Regions from separate parts of the Mus musculus genome. Here all the other regions are linked to region 5. A link is a loop called in an ENCODE intact Hi-C map of the cell type or tissue named here. Cell type or tissue: heart. All regions are shown on one strand.

Region 1 (5,000 bases), 96 kb before region 5:
TAGGAAAGGATACTCTCCAAACAGGTTGTGCAGTGTGTTCTAGGTTCCCAAATTTGTGAGCTGTCACTCATGCACTACACAATGGTGTAGATTTTGGTGGTGCAGCTGTCATTTCTGCTCCTGTGAGTAACCTTTACCCATATTCCTGAAAGTAATCCCAATAAAATTCATTGGTTCACCAAGTTGGACTTTGGGTGGTACCCATACTATGGTCTGTTATGAGTTCCCTATCTAGGGTAATTAGATAATGTGTGTTACATCTTCCCAGGAAAAGTTCTGTTACACAACACAACCTCAGAACTTCCGACAGGAGTTTGCTGGGGATTGAAACCAGGGCTCCACACATACAAGACGAACATTTTAAAAATTGAGTTATCTTCCCCCACCTCTACAAATAACTCTTGACTCAGAAAGTTGCAAGGAGTGAAATATCAACATATAGGTAAGAAAACTGAAGTTAGAATAAAGCATTTGCTTGAGATCATGAAGTTAGCACCAGGACAAAGATCTTCTGTTTCTCCATCATAGAAACCTATGTGTTGTGATAACAAAATAGCTACGACTATATACTTTATAAAGAAAAGAAGTTTGTTGATCTCATTCTGGTGACTGGAACGTCCAAACAACATCATGTTGAAGAACCACACCCCATCCTTTTAATACATTATAATAATCACAATGGCAAAAAAGGAGATGGCTACATGCATAAGGTACCAATTACTGGGGACAAAGAACACCAAGGAATATCTTAAGTGCTGCCAACCATATTTTCCCTGATCACTGAGACCAGATATGGATTCCCTGCTACATATTTTCTTAATGCAAATCCTGTACATCACTTTCAGATATACTGATATTGTAATTAAGCAACCACACAACTTGTGTTTTAATTTTATAATGTCTATTTCCTCAGAAATGAAGATTTGACAAAACCAAGAGTCTCATGGGTCTTGTTTACAACTAAGCCTTGGATTCTATGTCCTTTAAACATGACAAATAGGACACTATTTCTCATCAAATGTCTAAAAGTTAAGCTCATTGGCCCCCAGAGTATTGTTTATTGCCCCAGACTCACACATTATAAAACCAGTTCTAAGTATATTTTCAACTAGAAATTTAGGATCCCTAAGAGGACGCCTATGGGATTGTAGGAGTTCTATAATAATTGGAAATGCCAGTTTTTTCATATGTTTATTTTTATGTATACTTTGTTAATTGGCATAAATATGAAGAGCTGATTCACACTGAACTCCTCCCCTTTAAAAAGAAACAGAGTAGTTGAAGCACAAGCCAGCTTACAGTGGGTAGTAGGTTAAGAAGGAATCAATGGGTTAAGAATAGGAAATATTACTTTCACCCTGGCTTAAAAGCCCATTTTAGTTACTAGCATTCCTTAATGTTTTTATAACTCCCTTGCTATAGAACTGTATAGCTATAAAGAATTAAAATCATGACTCATATTTTGGAAGAATCTGAGTCACTTTGAAGATGACTTTTAGACAATCTACACAAAAGAAACCTGAGAGGTGCACATATAAGATGCCATTTCAATGGATCAGAAAAATGTACATCTAAACTATTTTATACCCATCAGATTGGCAAAAAATTAAAGTTGAAAGTACCAATAATATGGACCAACGAGAATCCTTGAACCTTTCTGGAGGAAGATATAATATAATTGTGGCCAGAATCTAGAACCATTGTACACGGCATCAAGTTGTGGCTCTAACCCTTACAGGCTATGCTCCGTAGATACCCTTACCCTTTTGTAAGTTACATAACGCTTTGGTACCGACTGGAATGGCACTATCTGAAACATAATGCTACCACCATTTGGAAAAATGGTAATAAATCCTTCAATAAGAGAGATACTAGAACTGATAAACTAATACACAATGTTATATGCTAAGTATTTGATAATAAATGGGGTATCCATAGCTGTTACTAGTACATATATTATTTACTTATATATCACTGGTACATATGAAGAAAAAACTTGGCCAAATGACAAAGTGTATCATAGAACTAGAATTAGAAGTTGAATTTAAAGACCAATCATTCCCACTACAAGTTTATTAATATGAGGTATATTTCCTATCAAAAACAACTGCACAGAGTCTATAGATGTCAAATAAAGTTCAGCTAAAGAAATTTTGGTTAATAATAGCCTTGTATAGTTTTCAATACATCAGCAACAGACTTTTAGTTATATACTCAAAAATGAAACCCTCACCTCATACATATTTTATTTGGTTGCTCTCTAAGTATATTGTAAAAGTCAGATCGACTAATGGTACCAGTCCTGGGAAACGCTCAGCGAAAGGCACAGCTACTTCCGGAGCCATGACGGAACTACTTGCCCGAACACGTGCAGTTCCGTGGGAAGGATTTAGCCATCGGACCGCTTCCTGTTTCTGGATCTGGGCGGGTGCAGGGAAAGGAAATCGCTGCAGGAGCCGCATCCTGCCTGCGCTAGCGGCTCCAGAGGTGGAGGCAGAGAGGGCGGAGAAGGCAGAGAGGGTGCCGCAGAGAGAAAAGTGTCAAAGCCAGTAAGTCAGAGCTCTAGAGCACGGGATGGAGAACAGAGCCCTAGGTCTCGCTTTGCAGATCTATGAGCTCAACTTGCCGAACTGCCCGGCGGGGTCAGGGCAGTGCTTTCTAGGCTGCCTGTCAGTCGTGCCTCTAAGGGACGGTAGGGTTCCTCGGTCGGGCCTTTCAGGGCTCCAGGCTGCGCTGCTGCTGGCTGCCCGAGGTGTCTTGAAGCCAGGGCAAGGCTGTGCAATGCTTGCTGGGGACGCAGGACTCCGCATCCTGGACAGCTTCACTTGGAATTCTAAGGGAGCGAGCACTCTGCCTCCCATTTTCTCTCTGGAAGCCAGCAAGATCCTGGCGGTGAACAATATTTCGGCGACTAAGACGAGAGCTTGGGAGAGTTGTAGTCTAGAACTACTTTCCCTGCCCTTGTTCAAGCTGCCCGGGCTGGGCTGGTCGGAAGTGGAGTTGTTTTTAAAGGCAACCGCCTCCGGCCTGCTTGTCACTTCAGAATAAGTTAACAACCTTCGGATTCAGTGCTAAAACAATGCTTTTCCTATCCGAGTCACTAAATTAGTACTGCTGCTGGTATCAAGTGATTACTCTGCAAATATACTTGATGGTGAAGTTAAAAAATCAAAAAACTCCCCAGGTGCTTCTTGAGCAGAAAACACCAACTAGCGATCATGACTATTTTGATCCTGACTGCTTTCCCAGTCACCCTCACATTCACATATAATCTGTCACCTTAGCATCTTTAGTTAGTGATAGTCCTCTTAAAGGCATTACATTATGATTGCGCATCTACGCAAAGATTACATTAGGATGTAAGATTCCTGATTACAGACGAAATGAGTGAAGTGATTATACAAGTTGCTGGAGAACTCGAACAGTTTTTAGTAAGCTACTACTTCTCTCTTGTTGAAGGTACGGCTTTAGAACACGGTGAAGGATACTTTTCATGGTGCAGGGAAGGAAAGCCAATGCGCAGGTAAGCCTTTTTAAGAATATGAAACATTGATTTCAGTGATTGAAATTAAGCTTCTACTAACAGTGCATCGTTTACGATTATTTATTCACAAACCTTAACAAATCCTGCTTGGAATTAATCGTTCTTGTTTCAAGTAAATCGAAACTAGTAATGTCAGAAAATAGCAACTTCGTTTATTTGGTTGTGTTGTTTTGTGTTGTCTAGGGATTTTTGGGTTTCTTTGCTCGTTTGTTTGCTTTGAAACAAGAACTATTATGCAGTCCTAGCTGTCTTGGAACGTGCTATGTAGACCAAACTGCCCTCAAAATCCGAGATCCACCTGCCAGTATCTCCCAAGTGCTGAATTAAAAGGTGTGCACCACCATACCCTACTACAGCTTTATATTTTATATGTAGGAGTTAGATTTCTAAAGAGTTTGGATTTTCTGGTTCTTAATATTTAAATCTGCCTTTTTGCATAGTAGTTTTTTGTTATCCATAATCATTAAGTGTGAAATTTTGTGAGCTTACTATAAATGTAATACCCTGTACAATATAGAGGAGTCTGTTGCCAAGGAAAAGTAGTATTTGTAAGATGCTGTACTGCATTCCCAGTTATGGTTTGATTATTTTACTGGGGTTCATCAATATGCTTACTAAAATAGCTGCATTACAGTAAAGCTTAAAGACTAAAATAGATGTAGAAAAATAGAAAAGTATGTAGTGCCAGTCTGCCTTCCTCCAGAATTTACTAATGCCTTTTCTCAATCTGTCTTAAGAAATTGTACTAGAATCTTTATTGAAACAAGTCAGTTGTATTTATTCATTGTTTAGACTTGTATTATGGTTACAAACTTATTTTGTCACATGTCACTTAACATCAAAGATAAACAACACAGAGACCCTCATAGAAAAGAGGCATCCCATCATAATAAGGACAGGACTTAGGACTAGGAGGAAGGCTGGACGTGGCCTTGCAAACCTGTAAATCCCAGCACCTTACAGGCAGCGGCAGCAAGATCTCAAGATGAAGTTCAAGTAAAGAGTGAGAATCGATGTCCTTTTCAGATTTGTTATTGATACATCAAGTGGCTTTGAACTGTTGTGCTTTCTCTTGTCCTGTTCACTTTGCTGCTGTGTGTGCCCATGATACAGCATTAGGAAGTACTCATGACCCTATAGTAAGAAAATATTAGATTTTAACATACTAGAAGAAACTAACCACACATATATTAAGTGCTTCACCACTTCTTTTTCTAGCATGATTATAAAAACCACCAGTTTTTGTCTCATCCTCGGTCGCCATAAATGTAAATAAATCTTATGTAATTGCTAAAATAATAACTTAATATTTTTAAATTAAATTTTATTTTTAAAAAAGTTTTGTATAATATAGTTTGACCTCTCTATTGTACAGGGTATTACATTTATAGTAAGCTCACAAAATTTCACACTTAATGATTATGGGTAACAAAAAACTACTATGCAAAAAGGCAGA
Region 2 (5,000 bases), 820 kb after region 5:
TCTTTGTATATTTCCATTAGCCCACTAGTAACATGACAAGGCAACATAGTATAAAGGTTCCTCCATCTTGCATTCTTGCTGAGGTCAATTTAGGTTTAATTAGAATTTGATTATCTTGATGGAAAATCCCATAGATTACCCAACACTGTTCTAGAAATCCAAGGTCAAAATGCCCCAACTAACTTTTCTTAGCTTCTGGTAAACCAGCTGCTTGTGTAAACCTTCCCTTCCAGCTAACACCACTTAGCTTTTGTTAAAATGCTAGCTTGCACAAAACTTCCCCTTGCAACTTCTGAGCTACCACGACATGGTTTTTGCCTCCCTTACTACAAACACGCAGTGCTACACTAGGATCCTAAATACCCAAGTGTAGGCCCAGCTGGACTAAAGACTTTCAATTGGCTATAAACTGCATCAGAGTAGTCATCTCTGATGGGATCTCCACAATAGTAACACTTGTCACCTTGAAAAGCTCCCTCGTAGGCCTTAGGTATAAACTACCAAACCACACAAATGTTATACTTACAGCTCATACCACTGTAACCTATACCCAAATCAAATAATAATACTGTTAGGTTTCTAAGAAATCTAGGTCTCAGTGTCTGTGAGTCCTCCCAGCACTCCTCACCCAACCCTCTACCCTAAACCTCTCCCTTTCCTGGAGTCTGGGCTTCTGTTTCCCTTCTTCCAGTTTGATCCCTGAAGGGACTCTAGCCAGCATGAGCATGGCACACGTGGCTCTGGCAGGCCTTGCTCTTTTCCCCTATACCCTCTGCCCACTGAAAACCTTTAGATCACATTTTTAAAGTCAGCCACCAAGGTCTGTTCCATTTTTGAACATTTCCTGAGGCTATCAAGGTCCAGCTATCAAAGTATTTAAATCCAGCAACAAAAAGCCCCCCTTTCCCACCCTAATAAACATGACCAATTAAAATGAAACACCTCATCCTAACAGGGCATTTGACTTTTATAAACTGCCTAAGGGCCAGTTGATACCTTTCTAACAGTCCCAGGAGATGGTGCCAAGTCAAAGGTGCTAAAAGCAGGATGTCTCCAGAAACCCAATACCCACTTAAAAGCCAGTGTTCCTCCCTTAACAAATCTGTTCTTTTTTTTTTTTTATTGTAATTGTGCTTCTTTGGGGATGCTCCTTTGTTCTCTCCCAACCTGGACTCCTCTCTTAATCAGAGACAGTCCTTTGTCCCTCTAGGACAAATAGCCCTTCACTCTCTACCTTGCTCCTTTCTGCTTCTCCTAGGCCTCTATCTGTTGCTTGTCCCACTAGAGGAAATAAATCTTTGTGTTGAGAATTTGGACTTGGGGTGTCTTGTGCCAAAACCAGTCCCTATATAACTCAACCATTTTTGCTACTTAGGTCTCTTGTTTGAGTCAGCCTCTCTTGGTCTGAGAAGGTTAGGCTGACTCCATGACAGGCTTTAAATTGACCGTTTGACTGGGTAAGGCCAGTCCGCAGAAGCTGCCTCACCACCTGGCCTGAGGCAAGGACAATGGGTCGGCACCAGTTTCCAGACTTCTTCAGCAACAGTTTTTAGTCTCCATGCCCGAGTAATGGAATGTCGATAGAAATGGGGTTAGAGGTCATCCCCTAGGGAATAAATGGAATCTCCTAACATGCATTAAATCAGGCCTTCAAGCTCACTTGGTTGACTCTTTATTTCTGGTAATGGGAGACTCCAGCACCGCTGGACTTCTGCAGAATAAAACACTCTGTGCGTTTACATACTGTTTGAGCCTAGGGTATGATTCTTAGACCATTCATGGACTCTTACAGGTTCAAGGCCCCTCTTGCTCTTATGTTGTATTTAGTCTAACAGTCATGTTCGACCTGGACCCTTCCCTCTGCCTGTCTTCCTTATAGCTACAAAAAAAAATTAAAAATAATAAAAAAAATCTTCTCCATACTTTAGAAGTAGCCATGTCCTCCTCCTTTTTATTTCACCTTTTCATAAACTTCAAAGGGTGGCACCTTTCTGTCATTGTCCACTCCAGAAAAGGATTGTTTTTATTTTTATCACTATAGGCCATGGGACTGGTGGTTTGAGACTTTTATTTAAGTTGCAACTATACACGACATACATCCCTGTCTAACTTGTCATTTTGTGCAAGTTTGTGTGAGAAGTTCGTACAGGTTGCATGCCTTAATGTTACATTAATATAAAGTGTAGTGTAGCAGCATTTTCCTTGACTTGCTGATGCTAGTAACTCCCCTAAGCATCTGTAAGCTGACAGCAGATTGCTCTACCTCCCAATGGGTACTGTTTGTTTTCTGTCTCGGTTTACTGGGTGTTATGGACGTCTCTATGCTGTCATAATTAAGATAATTTGAAAAACGGTTTTACGCTGGGGGTTTACTAATCCGGGCTGCTGCAACCCAAAGTCCTAAGAATTCCTCCACATTTTACGTGGAAATTCACTCAATCCAAACCCTGCTGAAAATACAAAATAAACCGCTAGTAAAGAGCGAAGGCAGTGGAAAACTTCGTATCAAGAGCTCATATAGGCAAGGGAGAATGGAGCGTTCGGCCACTTGAAACCGTGCCGCTTTCCACCACGGCGCCCAGAGCCAGTCAGGAAGCCCGTGCAACCTTCCTACAGTCCCACGAGATGGCGCCACGTCAACGGTGCTAGACGCAGGACGCCTCCAGAAACCCAAGGCCCACTTAAAGCCATTGTTCTACTTAGGAGCCTTCCTCCCTTAACAAATCCGTCCTTTTTTGATGGTAGTTGTGCTTCTTTGGGGGCGCTCCTTTGTTCTTTCCCGATACCTCAGAGCTGCCGAAGACAAGATGGCGGCCTGGCAACTCCGCATCGCACCAGCGGAAGCAGCCCTTCTCGAGACACTTCCTATCGGGTCCCCAAACCTTTGAAGGTTAGTTCCGGGGCTAGGTCTGGCCGCGGTTGCGAGCTGCGACTGCGCAGCCCGGTTCTGCCGGCGCGGAACGACGTCTCAATCGCTGGGGCGGAAGGAAGTGGCTGGACGCCTCCTGAGCATTCGATCGCTCGCGAGAATTGAGCGTTGCTAGGCAACCAGCCTGGGGGCGGGACTAGACTCGGAGGGGCGGGGCCTTGGGAGGCTCCGGTGGAGCCTTGCGAAGGTTCCAGAGCCGTCTCGTGCGGAGGGCGGGCCGCCGTGTCGCGCCGGGTCTGTGGAGCTCGCTGCCGGCGCTGCGACGCTCGTGGGTGGCGTGTTCGGCTTTTCCTGTCTGCTTCGGTGCACCGCTGCAGCTCCGGCCTCGGGTCTGACGCGCGACGGCATGGCTTCCGTTTTGGAAGAGGTAGGGGTCGGCCTGGACCCACCGGCTCGCGCCGCCGGGCGGCGGCTGCTTTCCCGGGGCTGATGTCCTCGGCTCTGCCCCCGTCGCGGGCCCGCGGCCTCTACGCCGCCGCCTGCCTGGGCCTGAGTGTCCCGGCCGCGGCTGGAAGGTCGGGGGTGTGTCTGGATCCCAATTTTTGGCGCGGTTCGTGGTAGGCTCGCGGGTGGCGGTCCCCTCTCTCCATTGCCTGAGGTCTTCTCGGCTCCCGGTTCCTGGCCAGGGATCAGAAACCTTCCTGCAAAGCTCTGAGCTCCGGGCCGGGGGCCATGGGAAGGAATTCCCATGCCCGCATGACTAGTCATGGTCACCGCTTTCATTTTATAGGTGGTTATACATACATTCTCTGTATTATTTCTAAACGCCCTGGACAGTGCTTATGGTTTCAGTTTTTATTTAGCAGTGCCAGTGGCGGACCTGCAGGCCTTACACACGCTAGGCAAGCTCTCTACCGTTCCGGTATACCCCCAGTCTTTATGTATAAAAGCAATTTTTAAAAAGTTACTGGGAATTGAGCAGTAGGTACGACTAGGAAATTGCCTGGCGTGTGTTTTTAGATTTGTAAAAAATGAATGTGAATGACTTGACTTTTTGGATCCTCGAGGTCTCCATAGCAAGAGTAATTGAATTGCCGGGTTTTGGCCAATACAGGTTTTATGTGATTGACATATTGTTTTCACAGAAACATTGGCTGTTAAGATTTGCTTTTCGGAAACTTCTCCCTCACTTAGAAATCATGGGCTTTAAACACATAAAAATTAGGAAGTTAAAGTATTCATCTGGGTATCTTGCGACAAGATAGGCAGGCACCACGTGCTCACTGGGAGAGTGGAGAGGGTGGCTTAACAGTTGTGCAGCATTAATTGTCTCCAAAAGAGAAGGGACTTTAGACTTGGAGCTATGCATATAGGGGCATGTTTTTCTTCTGAGATTAAAATTCACCTTATTCAATCATATTAAGATGTGAAATTCAACTTTTTCTGTCGTACAACCATCAGTGTTACCTAGTTGCAGACTATTTTCGTTTCCTTAAATAGAAATCCATTGTAGGTGCTCCATCTACTTAGGCTGGAGCCTTAGGATTTTCTAGTTCAGTCGTGGTATCAGTATGGCATTCCTTTGGGTGGTTGAATACTGTCCCATTGTACAGATGGAATTCCTACTCTTCTGTTTCTCCATCTTGCCGATTGTGATTTCTTGTAAACAAGTTTTGTTTTGTGGGCATGTTTTTAGTCCGTGTAATTGCCAAATAATAGGGAAAGTCTTAGGAAGCTACCGTTTCCACAAGAATTGCACAAAAGGTGCCATTTCTCCACACATTCACTAACATTTGTTATTTTATTGGGTGGTTTTTGTTCATATGCTAACATCCACATGAGGGTGTAGTACCACCTCATGCATTGGCTATGCATCTTCATAGCTGTGTGCATCTATTTGTGTGTGTACCTGGTGTCCAATTCCATGTCTTTGTGGAGGAGAGTTGGGTTCTTCCATTTTGAGCAGTTGGGTGGGAGTAGGTCTCACTGAGTACCCCTCACTTGGTCTTTGAGATACACTTGCCTCCAGAGTGGCAGAACTAAAGGCATGTGCCACCAGGCCAGACCGAGCCCCTATTTAACAACTGGGAAACAGATTCAAAGGGAGATAAATGTTTATGTATAGAAAACA
Region 3 (5,000 bases), 240 kb after region 5:
AGGGCAAGCTGATTTAAATAAAGCACAGAATTTAAACTAATTTTTTAAGTGCAGTGATGAGTTCTCAGACATTACATAAATAACCCAGTCTGGGAAGGGTTCTGGGTAGTAGACAAATCCCTATGAGGACCTTCTAAAATTTTATCAAGTACAGAATCTATTCATGTCATTAAAACAATATCTGTGGGAGAGTCATATGATTCTTCCTTCCATAATATGTATTGAAAAATTCAGACTTGACTGCAAATAATAAAAATCTAAATTCATTTTAAAAATCCTAAGTAACTAAGAAAACATCTTGACTCAGGGAAATGACTAAATCTAGAGGATGACTTCTGGCTTATTTTGAACTCTTTCATAATGTGTCAGCTTCGCCTTCGGGTCAGCTTCCTTCACTGTAGAGGTGGTGGCTTCGTTAACTAAACCCACCCATCTCAGCAGCTAGTGTGAGGAAAAACTCCTTTTCATTCTCCTCCACACACAAGATGTGCCTGGCTGTGTTCAGTGTTTAATATTGTCAGTTTGACAGGATATAGGATTATCTGGGAGACAAGCGTCCAGGCGTGCCTGTGAGGGGTGATCTAGATTAGGTTAACTGAAGTGAGAAGTCCGGCTTTCACGTGAAGTCACACCCTTCTTAGGCCTGGCCTCCTGGTAAACAGGAGAAAGTGAGCTAAGTCCTAGCCTTCATTGTCCCCTTTGTCAAATAACTTCGCTTTGTTTAGAAGATACCTGAAGGCAAATGCTATGTATGGCCTTTTCGTGTGCTGATTTTCTCATAGAGCCTGGCTCAGTATCTACTTCTCGTATATTTACAATGAGACTCTGCAAACGTGGAAGTCAACAGATGATTTGTGTTAATTAGATCCTAACTTTATTAGGTATCAAACTTAAAGCATTGAGTCAGGTTCTGGTTAGGAGGTCTACTCAGGGTACAGAGCTTAACAAAAATACCTTCTGGGAAGGACCTAACACGGAGGGGAAACCCGAATGAGTTGGAACACTTTTGCTATGACACAGCATCTGTAGGCATTAACATTAAGAAAAAGGAGAAAAGAAACTTGGGTTTGAAGGTCCTTTGACAAATGTTACAGGGTAGCTTTTGGATCTGGGTGGACAATAATGACAGACCAATTGAAGTGTTATAAGAAAAGAGAACTTTCAACTCAAGAAGCTACTCTAGAGGTCCAATCTCTGGACACATTCAATTCAAACAGTAATATTTACTGAACGGATACTTTCTATAAGCCAGGTAGGATTCATCATGAAAGGCACAGAAATGGGTGAACAGGTCCCTCTAGAATCTCTAAAATATTTCACAGATTAAGGGTACACATATTTGTGCCATAAACCTGAGAAAAAAAGTTCTTATGAGATTCAAGGAATGTACAGGTCTTTTCTGGCTGCTTGATCTAGAAAGGAAAAAATTCACAGTTCAAAAATTAGTACAATATTTGTGGCAGAAAGTAAATACTTTAGTTTATCTGTCCTCCAAAATCTACTCTCTGAAAGGCTAAAAGGTGAGACCCGGGATGCCTTTACCGTTGGGTTAGCGCTTTCCTATGTAGTCTGAGTCTGGAAGAATCAATGAAGGGGGATGCCTCCAAGCACCTTCAAAGGACAAAGAGTCCCGGTGGAAAAGTTAGTCCTCCGAGGTGACTTACTGGCCTCACGGAATGGAAATATGTAAAACAGGTTTGTTAAGAAAGAATCTCCCCAAAAGGGACTTAGAACTCAGTCAGTGCTGGGGATGATTGCCAGGCACCAGCACGCGTGCTGGAGGAGGTCCTCGCGTGCCTCCGCTCTCCTAGCTCGCCCTCTGCCCTCTGCTCAGGTTTGTACTCCGCGCTTTCAGGGTTGGGGGGGCCAAGCCGAGTCAAGCGAGCCTGTGGACGCGCGCGCGCGCCGCCGACTTAGGCAGAGAAGGCACCTCCGCCCTCGGGAGCGCGCACGCCGCGCCGAGGGGCCGGGCGCGCGCGCTCCCGCCGACCGCCTCCTCCTCAGTCCGCCCCCTCCCTCGCCTCTTCCTGCCGTGCGGTCCTCTCCCCTCCCCAGCCCGCTCCCTCCGCCCCGTTCCCTCCGCCCTCCCTGGGCTTCGGCCGCGGCGGAGTGAACGGGACGGGCCCGGCCGCAGAGCTCTGGGCGGCGGGTGGGACTCGGGCGTCTGACAGAGTTGTTGTTCCGGCACGGCCGCGGAGACGTGAGGTGAGGTGAAAGCGGCCTTCGAGGGGGGCTCGAGGGCGGCCTGACGGCTGGGAGCCGCGCTCCGGGGGGTTTTGAGGTGGACCCGGCTGGTTCAGAGAGGGTCGGGGTGCGAGGCCCGGCCCGGGACCGGGATGCTGGAGCGGGGCGGAAGGCATCCGGCGGGCTCAGCACCGTCGGCCGCCTCCGGGACACCCGGGTTCTCCGTGTGGCTGGCTCGTCGCGGTGGGGCGGCCGGGCGGGAGGCGGGGTTGGCGCCCCTCACCTGGGGCCGGGTGGTGGCTTGGGCGGCCGCCGCCTCCAAGTGTGCCCTCCTGACATTGCCGCCGCCCCCGCCGGCGGTGGCCGGGATGTGGCTGCTGCTGGGCTCGCAGTCCCAGCAACCCCGAGTCCGGGGGGGCGTGTGGACAGGTTTATTTTCTTACCCACTTGAAAGCGTCGGTTGGATCCCGTGTCCTTCCCTCGCTCTTCCCTTTCCTCCGCCCCGCGCACTTTGCTCCGTTCCTGCTGGCGATGCTTGTGGTTTTGCTGTCTGGGATAGGCTGTTTTTTGGGCAGATCTCTACCTGCCAGGAATGCCCCGCTTCAAAGTTGACCGCGTGGGCCCCGACAGACACTCATCCACACCCACGCGCATGTTGTCCTCCGTGTCCTGATAACTGAGTCAAAGTTTCTGAGACCGAGCTGGTACTTTGCTCGGATCGCCAACGGTGCAGGGCTGGGCAGTGCGTCAGCATGTGGAAAGGGGCCACTGGCCATTGGGGAGGTGGCCAGGAGCAAGGAAGGCTGAACTGAGAAGTTCATTTGTGGTCTCAAGACAGTTTCGTTCAGGTGCTTATATATTCTTTTTGGACTTCTCAGAGTTGGTTATATCAGAAAAAGACTCGAATTTAGGCGATCGTTTTTTCAGAACCGATGGTATGCAAATTAAATGAACCGCTAACCTTTAATGGTAAGGGCTTGCTTGACCTGCTTAGTGCTGTTTGGAAACAGATGTCAAAGCATGCATTTTTTTTTCCAATGGACAGTTTAGATGATTTTAATGCATCTAAATTTTCTTGTGTATGAGAAGAGGTAGATAGTTGACTGTCACAATTCAGAGAACACAATTTCCTGAAAACCTTAAGACTTTTCTTGTAGTAGTGTTTACATTTGGCAGCCGCTGCACTTCTGTAGAATGTCCAGTAATCGTGATCAGGAGGTACAGACATGAAGTTTGTAGTCAAATTGGAAGTGGATTCTATTCGTGGAAAATACTAGTTTACAAGCTGCCTGGAAAGGGAAATTGGCCTGTGATTCATTGTCTTAGTTGTGTTCTCTATATGAAACTGACACTGAGGTTGAAAGGAGAAAGGCTAGATGAATTTAATATAGTATATGTTACTACAAAATGTACTTCTTGGGAAGCTAGCTAAGACTTTGAGTTAGATTGATGACCATATTAAATTAGTTCAAGATGTACTCTTAATATACTAAACCACCTGGGGAGAAATAGATGTGATTGTTCAGGGCTTATCTGTGAGCATGTTGGAAAGCTTAATTTGTGCTCTGGGAAGCTGCAAATAAGGTAGGAAGCTCCAATATTATTGAGGAAAATAGCAAATATACAAACAAGTGCAAAAGGTATGGCTGTAGACCTATGGCAGTTTTCTTTCTTTCCTTCTTTTTAAAACATTGGATGGGAAGTTCTGTATATTATGTTTGTGTTGTTCTGAGAATTTTTGCTTGTTTGATCATTCCCTCATGATTTATATCATTAGGGTGTTCTAAAAAATATTTGAAAAGTTGTATTATTTTTGTTGGGGTATTTATTTATTTTTTAAAGATTTATTTGATTTTATGTGTTTTATCTCCACACAAGTCTGTGCACCCCCTCTGTGCCTGGTGCCAGAGGAGACCAGAAGAGGGCATCAGATACCCTGGAACTGGAGTTACAGACAGTTGTTAGCAGCCATGTATGTCCTAGAATTAAAACCAGGTCCTCTGAAGGAACATCTAGTGCTCTTAAACCACTGAGCTGTCTTTGCCTTATTTACTTATTTTTTGAGACAGAGTCTTATATGGTAGCTCTGACTGACCTGAACTTACTATATAGCCCACACTGACCTTAAACTTATAGCAGGCCTTCTGCCTCAGCCTTCTAAATACATATTAGGATTATGGACATGAACCAAGCCCAACTATATTTGTCATTGACTTACAAAGTATTATTAAGCAAGTGAAACAAGAGTTTTCATTTCTGTCAGCTCATTAGTTCTGAATTTGTGACTTTTGAAAAACTTTGCTTTGCCTGAAACTTGACATGGTTTAATTGCTGTATATTTATTTGAACTCTCAGATACTGCAGTGAGGCTGAAAGTCTTAGGTCTGGGGGAGTAGTGAAAAGTGGAAATTCTGTAGTTCCAAGTACAAATATTATATGGGAGAGATTAACAGATTTGCATACTGACTCTGAAGGAAGGAACAGTTAGGTGTATAAAGTTCTTGCACTGGCGGTATAGAACTGGGAGTCTGTTTCAGCCTACCATTTTCTTTTTAAAAATTCTTGATAATTTATTATTATTTATTTATTGTTTATGTGCCTTGCCTGCATGCATGTGTACCATGTGTGTGTTCTTGGTGCCCCTGGAGGTCAGAAGACGGCATCACATCCTCTGTATCTGGAGTTAAAGATGGTTGTGAACTGCCATGTGGGTGCCTGGACCTTTGTAAGAGCAACATGTGCTCTTAACTGTTGAGCGAACTCTCCAGCCCCCAGCCACCATTCTTTAAGTTGTATGGAGATGAGGGCTTCAGGAG
Region 4 (5,000 bases), 69 kb after region 5:
AGAGTTAAGGGTTCAGGAAATAGAAATAAGAAAAATATAAACGTTTGCTTTTACCCAACCAAAGCAATGCAGTAACTTATTACATAACCAGTGCTTTCTTGTTTTGTAGCATCATCTAGAAAGGGAAACTGACGTCAGGCAATCAGAGGGATGGAGTGATTCTACGAAACATTGCCTTGCTGAACTCATTTTAGAGGGGCTTAGTAAATTAAGCAAACAGTGGTTAGCATTAGAATATGTGCAGCAGAACTAAATAAAAATTCTTCCTCACTCTTCAACTTTTTCATAAACATTTTTAATGTCAGAAAGCCAGGTCTATAAAAACTCACTTCAAGTTATTTATAGTTATTCTAGTAATTCTGATTACTGACAAGTGACCAAAGCATGAACTACCCTGAAGACTCAGTCAGTTTCTATCTGCCAAATCTTTAACGCTTTTGAAAGGAAAACAAAAATTCCATTGAAATAATATGTCCTTGTTTACTGAAGCTCCTATCGAGTGTTAAGTTTTATTTTAATTAAAAAATTTTCTTCATTGTGTCTGGTGTCCACAAGGGCCAGAAAAGGGTGTCATGTCCCTGAAAGTGGAACTGGGAGACACCCTGCAGGTGCTGCCAAGAACCCGGGAGAGCAGCCGGTGCTCTTCTGCTGAGCCGGCTCCCAGCTTTAGAGTATGGTTCACTGTCCTGGTTTTTCTATTCTAGGGTTTCAAGACAAGTTTAATTTGTAAACACAGCTCGAATTTTCCAACATGAGCTCCACATAGGAGAACAGGAAATGCCTATTTTCACTATTAACAAGCTGAAGTTCATTTCTTTTCTTCTTATTCTGTTTTTTCCTGCCTCAACATCTTGAGGCCAGGGATTACAGGAATGAGCCATTATATCCAATTCAGAGTTCATTCTTAAAATAAAATAATCTTCATTTAAATCTAACTAAACATTGTAAACACTAAATAGGCTTTCAGATTTTAAGGAGATAATGCAAGGAATGCTTGACACCAAAATGTGGCTCAAACAATCAACTGCATGTTGACATCTCTGAAAAGTTGAAACTAAAACCATATCCACTCAAATAAACTTTTAATGTTGTAAAAAACAAGTATCTATCCACAGAGCTAGTGATCCAGAAACAGGGCTGGGGTTAAAGAATAGCTCTAATAAAATTAGTTTGCTGCACAGTTTCTAATAACCCAATCTATTACCACAGAATTCTTGGAAACGGTGCATTTTTGTCTATTTTAGTTTACAGGGTTGTGAGAGTTGGAAAGGACTGGGGAAAAGGAATTATACACTGGGTATGTAATAATACCAAAATACAAGAAAAACCTACTTCATTAAGATCATACAATTAATCAAACAGAGTGTATATATAATATCTTCTTTTTTTTTAAAGCCCCGGATCCAAGGCGTCCAAAGTTATTAAAATAAAGTTCATTCACAGAACAAAAACAAATTTAATCTGAATTGCTTGCAGATACTGCTAATTTTTTTTTCTTAAAATTAAAAAAATGCATCAATGTGAACTATGTGCAGGTTTGTTTAGTAGTGGTGTTTGTGCACATTGCCTCCGGTGCTTTTCCTGGACTTCACTGACCACTCAGAGAAAAAGTTTAGAAGTTATCCATTTTTCTATCCCTATGCCCCATGAACTGATTAGGAGCAGAAGGTAGAAGCAGGTGCCCATATTCTAGGGAGCAGAATTGGAAACAACTCCTGATCTCTGGGAATCATTGTTATCTCCTCCTCCCTCAGAGTCTTCTGACAGATTCAAAGAGCTGGTCTTGTTTGATAGGAGGCTGAGATTCTCTTGTGTCAAGGCTGATCCATTTGGTACATCACTGTAAATTACATGAAAAAATAGTTGGAATTTATAGAAAGAGAAAAGCAATTACTCTAAATAAAATCCAATCAATAGGGCTTATTATTTAGCACTGTAGAAAAACATGAGGCTGGAGTAGAGCACATGCCTTTAGTTCAAGCAGAAGGCAGAAGCAGCTGGTCTTTATCAGTTTTAGGTTAGATTGGTTCCAGGCCAACCAAGGCTAGCTACACAATGAGACTGTCTCAAACAGCCAAAATAAAAATAACTACATAAATAGCTTCCAAATATTGATTCTAACTCCTCATCCACACTGTAGCATAGATGATAAACTAAAACTGACAAGCTTCCTACTCTATACGTATAGGTTATAGCAGAACACAACCTGCATATACATATTAGAAAACTGAACTAAGAGTTAAAACAAACAGGCATGGTAGAGACAAGCACTTGGGAGGAAGGGACAGGTAGTGAGACTCCTCCCCCCTACAGCCCCTAACATCCCAAAAGACCCGTAGCTTAAAATATTTGCTGGCTGGAATTTAAGAAAAAGTGCCAACCTCCTATTTACCAACTTTATTTTGAACCTAGGCAAGCGTATAGATTCAAAATAGTCACTGGGCATGGTGGCGCACACCTTTGATCCCAGCACTTGGGAGGCAGAGGCAGGCGAATTTCTGAGTTCGAGGCCAGCCTGGTCTACAGAGTGAGTTCTAGGACAACCAGGGCTACTCAGAGAAACCCTGTCTCAAAAAACAAACAAACAAACAAACAAACAAGCCAAAACCCAAGAAGACAGCAACAGGACAATTAGAATTCTTTTCTGTTTGATTTTTTTAATTTTTGAGATAGGATATTTCTACATAGTCCTGGCTATCCTGAAACTCACAACATAGACCAGGCTAACCTCAAACTCAAACAGTAAGTGCTATGAATAAAGGCATGTACCACCATGTCAGGTTATATTATAAATTCTTGTTCTAGGTAATCAAGAGATCAACACAGGACTAAGGATTCAAATCTTCAAATATGCCAAAGAGAATAAATAAGGATATACAAATGAATTAAATACTGTATTATGGGAGAGATCAAATAAAAACGTTGACTGTGGATGGCCTAATCCCACCCTGTCTCAAACGACCAACAAACCCTAATCTAACCCTACAACACTAGCAAATTTAAGTGTTTTGTACATAACTGAAAGGGGGGAACATAACCCTGGAATACAGCTTAGTGGTAAAAAATATGTGCTAATTTGTGAGGGTCTGAGCTCAATAGTCAGCATGAAAATGAAACAAAAACAGTAGCAATAAAATGGGCAGTAGGTTGGCTTTTAATCATTTTTAAAAAATGATTAAATGAGCTATATATTATGTTTTATAAGTCAAAAGCATAAGACCACACTTAAAGCAATGAGAAGAAAATGTAATCAGAAAATGTACTGAGCCCCAGTAAAGTGCTAAGTTTTGTGTATACACGTGTTTTGATAGTCTCACTTTGTAGCCCAGACTAACCTCAAATTCCTCTTTTCCTACCTCAGCCTCTCCAGTGCCCGTAGCTATATCCTACTCTAACTCCTAAAGTAAAATTTTAATTCTAGATTTAGTAAAAATATATTCTTTTCTCCTGCTGAGCAGTGGTGATATATGCCTTGAATTAAAGGCCAGCCAGGTCTACAGAGCGAGTTCCAAGATAGCCAGGGCTGAATAGAGAAATCCTGTCTTGAAAAAAACCCAATGAATATATTCATATTTTCTTATTTTTTTAAAAAATAGATCTTTTAAGAATCAAAACATTCATACTTTGTGTACGGTAGGATGATAGTTATCTCTCTCTCTGGTTAAAGTCTATAGAAGTGTTCCTGTTCCTTTCTTTACCTGAATGTCAATGTAAGGTCCTCAGTGCGGATCTTGTTTTGGGGCTCGGGCTGGCCATTTTCTGCTTGCTTGCTTGTACCCAGTTTGCTTTTCATGTCTACAGAACACTGGTTCTCCTTAAAAGAAGAGGAAATAAAGTCCGTAATCTGTGGTGTAATGGGTTAGACCAAATTCACACAACACGGATTAAAAAAACAAAAAGTCATTCCTACTTCACTAAGAATTAACAATAAAAAACAGGTAGATGAGAGAGTATACACTAAAGTATACAGTACAACCCACCTTTTCTCACTACCTTTTGAAAATGCTGCAAACTAGCATGAAAAAGCAGTACAGAGAACAGTGTACAGACTATATATCTCTTCTATAAAAGACCATGAAAAGTAACATTTTATTGTGTAAACATATCTTAATATTACAGAGTCCAAAAGAGCAACCATCCCATCTGCTTCCCTAATGAGTACATTAAACAGAAACTTTAAAATTTCTAATTAATTCCCTTGTTTTCCCCAAAGTCTTTGACAAAGGACAAACCTAAAATAATAATACCACCAGATGACAACTCATCTTTATTAGAATCACCCTAAATATTACTTATTCCTCAAGGTACCTGGAATCAGCTCTAGAGTCACAGAGTTCATTCCACCTTCCCCACCTTCAGCACTCACCATACTCAATTCCCGGGTCCTCTTCCCAATTTCTCTTTCCACCTGATGCAGTTCCAAGCTGAGCTGCTCACTTGAGATCATTCCAGGCCATTTTGGAGGCAGCTGAGGGGGCTGTGGCTGGCTTGCCAGGGTGTTCACCTCCCTCTGTAACACCAGCCGGTTACTAACAGCCTAGTGCACAAAGCCAAGCACACACATAATTCAGCGCACCTCATGCCACATAGAAAACACTTTACCCAAAGTATTTTACCACTAAACTAGCCACAAGTTTGCAGTAAAAATAACCCAACTATAAACACATTTTGTCTTAATAGCACTTGAGAAACATGGTTTTAATTTTAAAAGATGTATTTTATTTTTAAGGGAGAGTGAGTTTTAAAAGATGTGTTTTATTTTCGAGAGAGAGAGACAGAGACAGAGACAGAGATGGCGTGTGTGAATGTTGCGATGTACACATTAAACAGAAATGCAGATGCCTATGGCTGCCAGAAGGAGAGCTGGATCCCCAGGAGCTTGAGTTATAGGCAGTTGTAAGACAGGAACCAAACTTGTATCCTCTGCAAGAATGGTAAGACATATTTCCAGCACCAAAAATAATTTAATCTTTTTTCCTATTTCAAAGAGAAATCAATTA
Region 5 (5,000 bases):
TCATCACATCACTGGTTACAAGCTATATTACAATCTGTACAAAAACAAGTGACAGACTTACTTTGAAATTCAGAATGAAGGACCGGAAATTCAGAATGACCAATCTGTTTGAAAATTAAAAATAATTAGTGCAGTTACTTATCTTCATTTTATTTCACACTATTCTCTCAGTGTTCAGTTGTCTTCACTAGTCTCCATGGGCTCACATCAATTCTCTTGCCAAGAGGCCTGAGATTTATAGTTTCAATCGTCATACCCTAGGGAACTTATGTATTTTTCACAATAAAATTGTCCTACTGGGTTAAGTCAGTGGCACAGCACATGCCACCTTAGCATCAGGCTTTGGCCTCATCACTTGGGACTCTTATCTTGTATTTCCTAATACTATTCAAGGAAAACTCTTTAAAACATTACAGCCAGATACATCAGATAGGAGCGAAAGACATGATTGTTCATCAGAGTTAAGTCTGCTGAACTATGTTATCATCATGGTATCGGCTTGTTTGGAAGGGGTTGAAAGTAACTAATACATGCACATTTCAAAGACTTACCATTGTGTTTGCAGTGCCTTCACTTGAGGTGACCCATTAATACCTGTAAGAAATTACACTCCGTTTAGAAATATGTATTTGTAAAGTATATTTACTGATGTCCTTAAATACTGTTTCAGCTTAACAATCAATCTTCAATCTTATTCAGAGAGATTCCCATCTGTTTAACTTTATTGATCATCACTAACAGTACCTTAATTCATATAGTAAATACCAAACTTACAATGCTTACCTTTCTTTATTCAAACCATTATTTGTACCTGAAAAAAATTTAAGGCACCATTTAGTACTGATGGTAGCACATGCATGTTCAAAAGCTAAATGTTATGCAGTAAATACTGCAAATGACTGGAGGGAATTCAAGGCCCCCAATGGCTTCTTACCCAAGCAAGCCAGCCAAATGAACAAGCATGCAACCAGTTAACTAGAATTAAAAGAAAATACCTCTTACAAATATGCTAAACATCATTCGACTATTCTTAGTTGCCTGCCACAAGGTTCTTCAGTGTTAAAAATTGTCTACAAGTTATTTTCAGCTCAGACATTTGATCAACATCATTACAAGAACCCAGAGTGTTGTCCAAAACACACCTATCTAAACATCCGTAAGACAATGCATGCTGGAGTTTTGATGATTCAAAGTCTCTGCATGTCCCTTTGTACTGACCCAAATTCAAGTGTTTTTCAATACTTACCTTTCAAACTGTCTATCCAGCCTCAAACTCCACCTAGAAAAAAACATTAAAGAGCTTTTCAATGCAGTCAACAGATTTGAGTTTGCCCCACAATAAATGTCAAGGAAGCCCACCATCAGATAGAGCTAATAAGATCTTCAGGTAGTCAGTATTTGTTCGTCATCATGCAGGCTGTGTTCAGCTATGACCAGGATGGAACACGTGGCCAGTATTTGGCAGAGTGCAACAAAGCCAAGCCTGTTTAGCATCTACAATTCCTTTAGTTTGACTTACCATTTCATTTTCTGGTCTTCTATTCTAGCACCTACAACAAACAAATAGTTAAAGCTGCCCGGTTAGGCCCCTGACTCAGCACTTAAGATGGGGGAACCAGAGTCCACCAAATAGGGGGTAAATGCGTTAACGACCACTAGCTCCCACATATCAAAAACCAGCCTCCTCAGATACGCAGAAACAATGCCCTGACTTCAGACTTCCCACCCACTCCTCTATCTACAATTGCTCTCAGGGAACAATACATTCAATGTGTGGGTTGAGGGATCTTTAGTGCTCATTTGCCATTGGGTATTCCTTGTAATGGGACCACATGCACACACAAAATTGCTTACATTGCGCTCGCTCTGTTATCCAGCTTCCTGACGAGTCCTGGGGGGGGGGAATCTTTATGTAAAAACTGCTTACTCTGTAAGTAGCCCCCAAATCATTATTTTGTGTGCCTCAGTTATAATCATGGTGGTTTAAAGCTATCGTCACCCCAGCTGTCAAGAGTAGCAAATATGATGTCATCATTGTGGCACTGTCCTTTCAACCTAACTTCTCATTACTATTCAGTACTCACCTCGTAAGCCTTCATCCTCCTTTGCCACAGAACTGGAAATAAGAGATGTGAACAGTCAGTCCCCTTCTTCACGGAACTAAACCCTTTCCAGTAGCTGAATTAAAGCCTCAGAAAAGTGTTTTTCAGAAATCCCTTCTGTCCACTACTCTCATACCATCATGGGCTTTGTGGTCATTATGTTCTAGTCATGCCCCTCCCCCACTGAGTTACCTGGCTGTGAGATCCCACAAGATGTCCCATCACAGAGGTCCACACTGCCATTCCTAAGAAAAATGTTAATCTTTAGTAGTTCTACTTCCACAAAATGGACCTGTCTTACAAAGAACTCCGTCCACATAGGCACTGTTGAGTTGCACATATCCAGCAGTTACATATAAGTCTCTAATCCAGGTACTTCCCAAGAGCAATCGTCCTCTTTGTTAGTGACTAAGGCCTGCTGGCAATCTCTAGCAAAAGCCTTCATCCCATGGTGATCGCGAAAGAAACACCGCGTGGCTTCGCATTCCACCCCCGTTGAACCGTGCACGAGGTGACTCAGCATGCTCTGCCATCAGAATCGTTGGTATTCATCAACAAGCTCAGTTGTCCCTACCAACATAGCCTTCATCATAGCATGAACACGCATGCTGAGTCGTCTTTGTCTGGTGTCCAGACCAAAACCCAATGCTATTTTATGTCACAAATACACGCAGAACCAACCTCCTAAAGTTTCCAGCTTGTGCCCTGAACTAAGCTCACCGGCTGCGCCGGGAATCCCACCAGCTTCCAGTGCTTCAGCCTCCAAGGCCCGAAGCCATAACATACTCAGGAAATTGCATACCTGCTCAGAATGCCGCACAGCTCCGAAAGGCTGAGATGGCGGCTGAGTCGAGTATATAAGGTCTTCGTGACGTCAAGACGCAAAGCTGCTTGCTGCGTCCACTTAAACCCCGCCCCTCACACGCCCTCAGACTCCTCCTCAAGCCCCACCTTCTTCAGGCCCACAAAACTTTCCCTCTGGCCACGCCCCCGAGAGCCCGGAGGGCGGAGTTGCCGCGGGCACGATAGGCCCGCCCTCCGCCTCCCTGAGGAGTACAGGCTGAGGGGAGGGGGCTCCTGCAAGGAAAGCGCTGGGGGTGGGGCGGGGTGAGGGTGACTGATTTCCTTCCGGCACGTCGCTCGCTCCGGAGGAGGGGGCGGGGGGTTTCACTTCCGGGACGGTGTTCCGGCCCATTCCGGCCCATTTCCACCCCCGGAGGTAGGTGCTGCTCCTTGACTGGGCTCGTTCCCCGCACCCCCGCCCCGTTAGCTCATACCCGACGCTCCCGGGCCGCGTCTGGGTTGCAGCCAGCTCCTGCGGCGCTCAGTCGCTGCCCCACCTCCCCTCCCAGCACTCGGCGACCTTCCGCCCCTTTGGCTCCGGGCTGTCGAGCTCGCGGGCCCGCCCCCTTGGCGAGCCCCTCCCTCAGGACCCCGCGCGCGCGCCGGGGCCACACCCAGACACACCCCCGCCCCGGCAACCTCCGCCGCCCTAGACCGATCCCGGGGCGCCGCCCCCTTCCCGGTCCCGCGCCTCACCTGTGCGCCCGCAACTCCCTTGCCGCGGGGCTCTGCTCCTGTCGAGCTTCCCGGCATCTGTGCCACCTCCTCGCTTAGCCAGGTCCCCCTTTTCCCATGCTTCTTGACACTGATAGAGGCCTCCCCAGTACCCGACTGGCCAACCCCAGCGTTCCCGATTCTCCCTTTTACAGCTCTCGCCCCTTCAGTGCCGACGCTAGAGAAAGACTTTACTCCAGGGGCTTCCTCCTCACTGGGGAATCGCTGGAAAGAGCAAACAAAAAAGGCGCTGGTGTAGGCTCCAAAATAAACATCTGAATTCGTGATGGCATCGACAGAGGCACTTAATGGATTAAAAGTTTCAAAACAAACAATAACGCTTTGGAAAAAGGTCAGATTGGTTAAAGTTGCGTCTTGAAAGCCGTGTTTGCACTTACCTGTTTACTCAATAAGTGTATTGTAAATGCGAGGTGATAAAGTGAGCTTGTCCGGACTACTTCCTGGTGTGCTGTGTAGTCTCATAAATTTAGAGAAACATTGGATGCACGGTGAGCCTAAATCCTTGTGGTATACTGGAACTACCCTCAACTAATTAAGACTATTTGATGCAATTGCAGTCTTTGTGGTGTGAAATTTCAGGCTTTATTTTTGTCAGCAGCTGTGGGAAACCAACTTTCCCAGTCAAAGTAGCATCACCACTTTGGAATACCCAAGTTTCAAGTTTGTTGGGGAGAAAAAGTATTACTTAGTTTTTGCTAACTCTGGCAACTAGGCCACAAATTCTCTGCATGTGAATTGAATGCTGACAGGGCTGTGGAATGTTTCTCAGAGTCACCTCAGAGTCCCATATTCAAAAAGTGGGAGCTCAAACTGGTAAGCTTAAAAATATGGGCCTAATCGGGCATGGTAGTCAAACACCTCTAACACGAGCATTCTTTAATCTCAGCAGAAGCAGTCAGCTCTTTTTGAGTTAGAAACCAGATGGTCTACATAGTGAGTTCCAGGAATAGCCTGGGCTTCATAGACCCTGTCAAAAACAAATATCTGGTGGGTGGCTTAATTCTAGCATTCCTGGAGGTAGATCGCTAAGTTCCAGGCTAGTCTGGTCTACTGAGCAAGTTATAGGGCATCCAGAGCTATATAGAGGGACACTGTCTCATGGGGAAAAGTAGTGATAATAGCGACCATTCATGTAGGATATTAGACTTTATACCCAATCTGTATGTGTTTGATGCCCCTTCTTAGTGAACTCCTGTCTTTATTTTATATAGTCTACTAATAAAGTATGGGCATAGCTTGAATTTTTCGCAGTGTAGCAGTCACTTTTTTGTGTGTTAATTACATTTTACAGTGAAATCTAAAATACCTTGTACCAGGCTC

The links. Peaks named below come from ENCODE experiments on the same cell type or tissue, not always from the same donor. Only the 100,000 strongest peaks of a DNase experiment are listed, where the experiment ranks them.
Region 1: it touches region 5 in a loop (4-fold over the local background); 3 of 42 quality-filtered maps call a loop at or near these places.
Region 2: it touches region 5 in a loop (5-fold over the local background); 3 of 42 quality-filtered maps call a loop at or near these places.
Region 3: a loop joins it to region 5, with 5 times the contacts of the local background. A loop is called at or near these places in 5 of 42 quality-filtered maps.
Region 4: it touches region 5 in a loop (2.0-fold over the local background); 6 of 42 quality-filtered maps call a loop at or near these places.

The regions. Positions count from the first base shown.
Region 1 is chr1:161,128,912-161,133,911 of GRCm38, reverse strand. It overlaps Klhl20 (kelch-like 20), which reads left to right and starts at 2,433. Exons shown (of 12, transcript NM_001039482.1): 1 at 2,433-2,549; 2 at 3,460-3,523. The coding sequence starts at 3,516. In heart, a CTCF peak has its summit at 2,485; a DNase peak (open chromatin) is centred at 2,411; H3K4me3 peaks cover 2,069 bases; H3K27ac peaks cover 1,397 bases; H3K27me3 peaks cover 151 bases.
Region 2 is chr1:160,210,943-160,215,942 of GRCm38, reverse strand. It overlaps Cacybp (calcyclin binding protein), which reads left to right and starts at 3,051. Exons shown (of 6, transcript NM_009786.2): 1 at 3,051-3,296. The coding sequence starts at 3,276. In heart, a CTCF peak has its summit at 2,631 (motif pointing right); a DNase peak (open chromatin) is centred at 2,992; H3K4me3 peaks cover 3,267 bases; H3K27ac peaks cover 2,944 bases.
Region 3 is chr1:160,789,941-160,794,940 of GRCm38, reverse strand. It overlaps Rabgap1l (RAB GTPase activating protein 1-like), which reads left to right and starts at 2,003. Exons shown (of 21, transcript NM_013862.5): 1 at 2,003-2,205. Gm37083 (a long non-coding RNA gene) reads right to left here and starts at 3,046. Exons shown (of 3, transcript XR_003948752.1): 1 at 2,628-3,046. In heart, CTCF peaks have their summits at 4,095 (motif pointing right) and 4,811; a DNase peak (open chromatin) is centred at 1,980; H3K4me3 peaks cover 2,488 bases; H3K27ac peaks cover 2,403 bases.
Region 4 is chr1:160,964,487-160,969,486 of GRCm38, reverse strand. Rc3h1 (RING CCCH (C3H) domains 1) reads right to left here. Exons shown (of 20, transcript NM_001024952.2): 18 at 4,367-4,537; 19 at 3,699-3,814; 20 at 1-1,840. The coding sequence ends at 1,690. Among named protein-coding and RNA genes, the nearest start is that of Serpinc1, 12 kb to the left of the region's middle. In heart, no CTCF peak of the experiment used is centred here; no DNase peak of the experiment used is centred here.
Region 5 is chr1:161,033,099-161,038,098 of GRCm38, reverse strand. It overlaps Zbtb37 (zinc finger and BTB domain containing 37), which reads left to right and starts at 3,250. Exons shown (of 5, transcript NM_001356489.1): 1 at 3,250-3,321; 2 at 3,815-4,011. Gas5 (growth arrest specific 5) reads right to left here and starts at 3,498. Exons shown (of 11, transcript NR_166052.1): 1 at 3,380-3,498; 2 at 2,295-2,347; 3 at 2,085-2,116; 4 at 1,855-1,891; 5 at 1,520-1,550; 6 at 1,247-1,279; 7 at 784-811; 8 at 552-594; 9 at 62-104. It overlaps Snord47 (small nucleolar RNA, C/D box 47), which reads right to left and starts at 7; the gene lies at 1-7. LOC115487643 (a small nucleolar RNA gene) reads right to left here and starts at 2,705; the gene lies at 2,626-2,705. It also overlaps LOC115487678, LOC115487638, LOC115487644, LOC115487677, LOC115487645 and a transcript of Dars2 not described here. In heart, no CTCF peak of the experiment used is centred here; a DNase peak (open chromatin) is centred at 3,108; H3K4me3 peaks cover 4,699 bases; H3K27ac peaks cover 3,981 bases.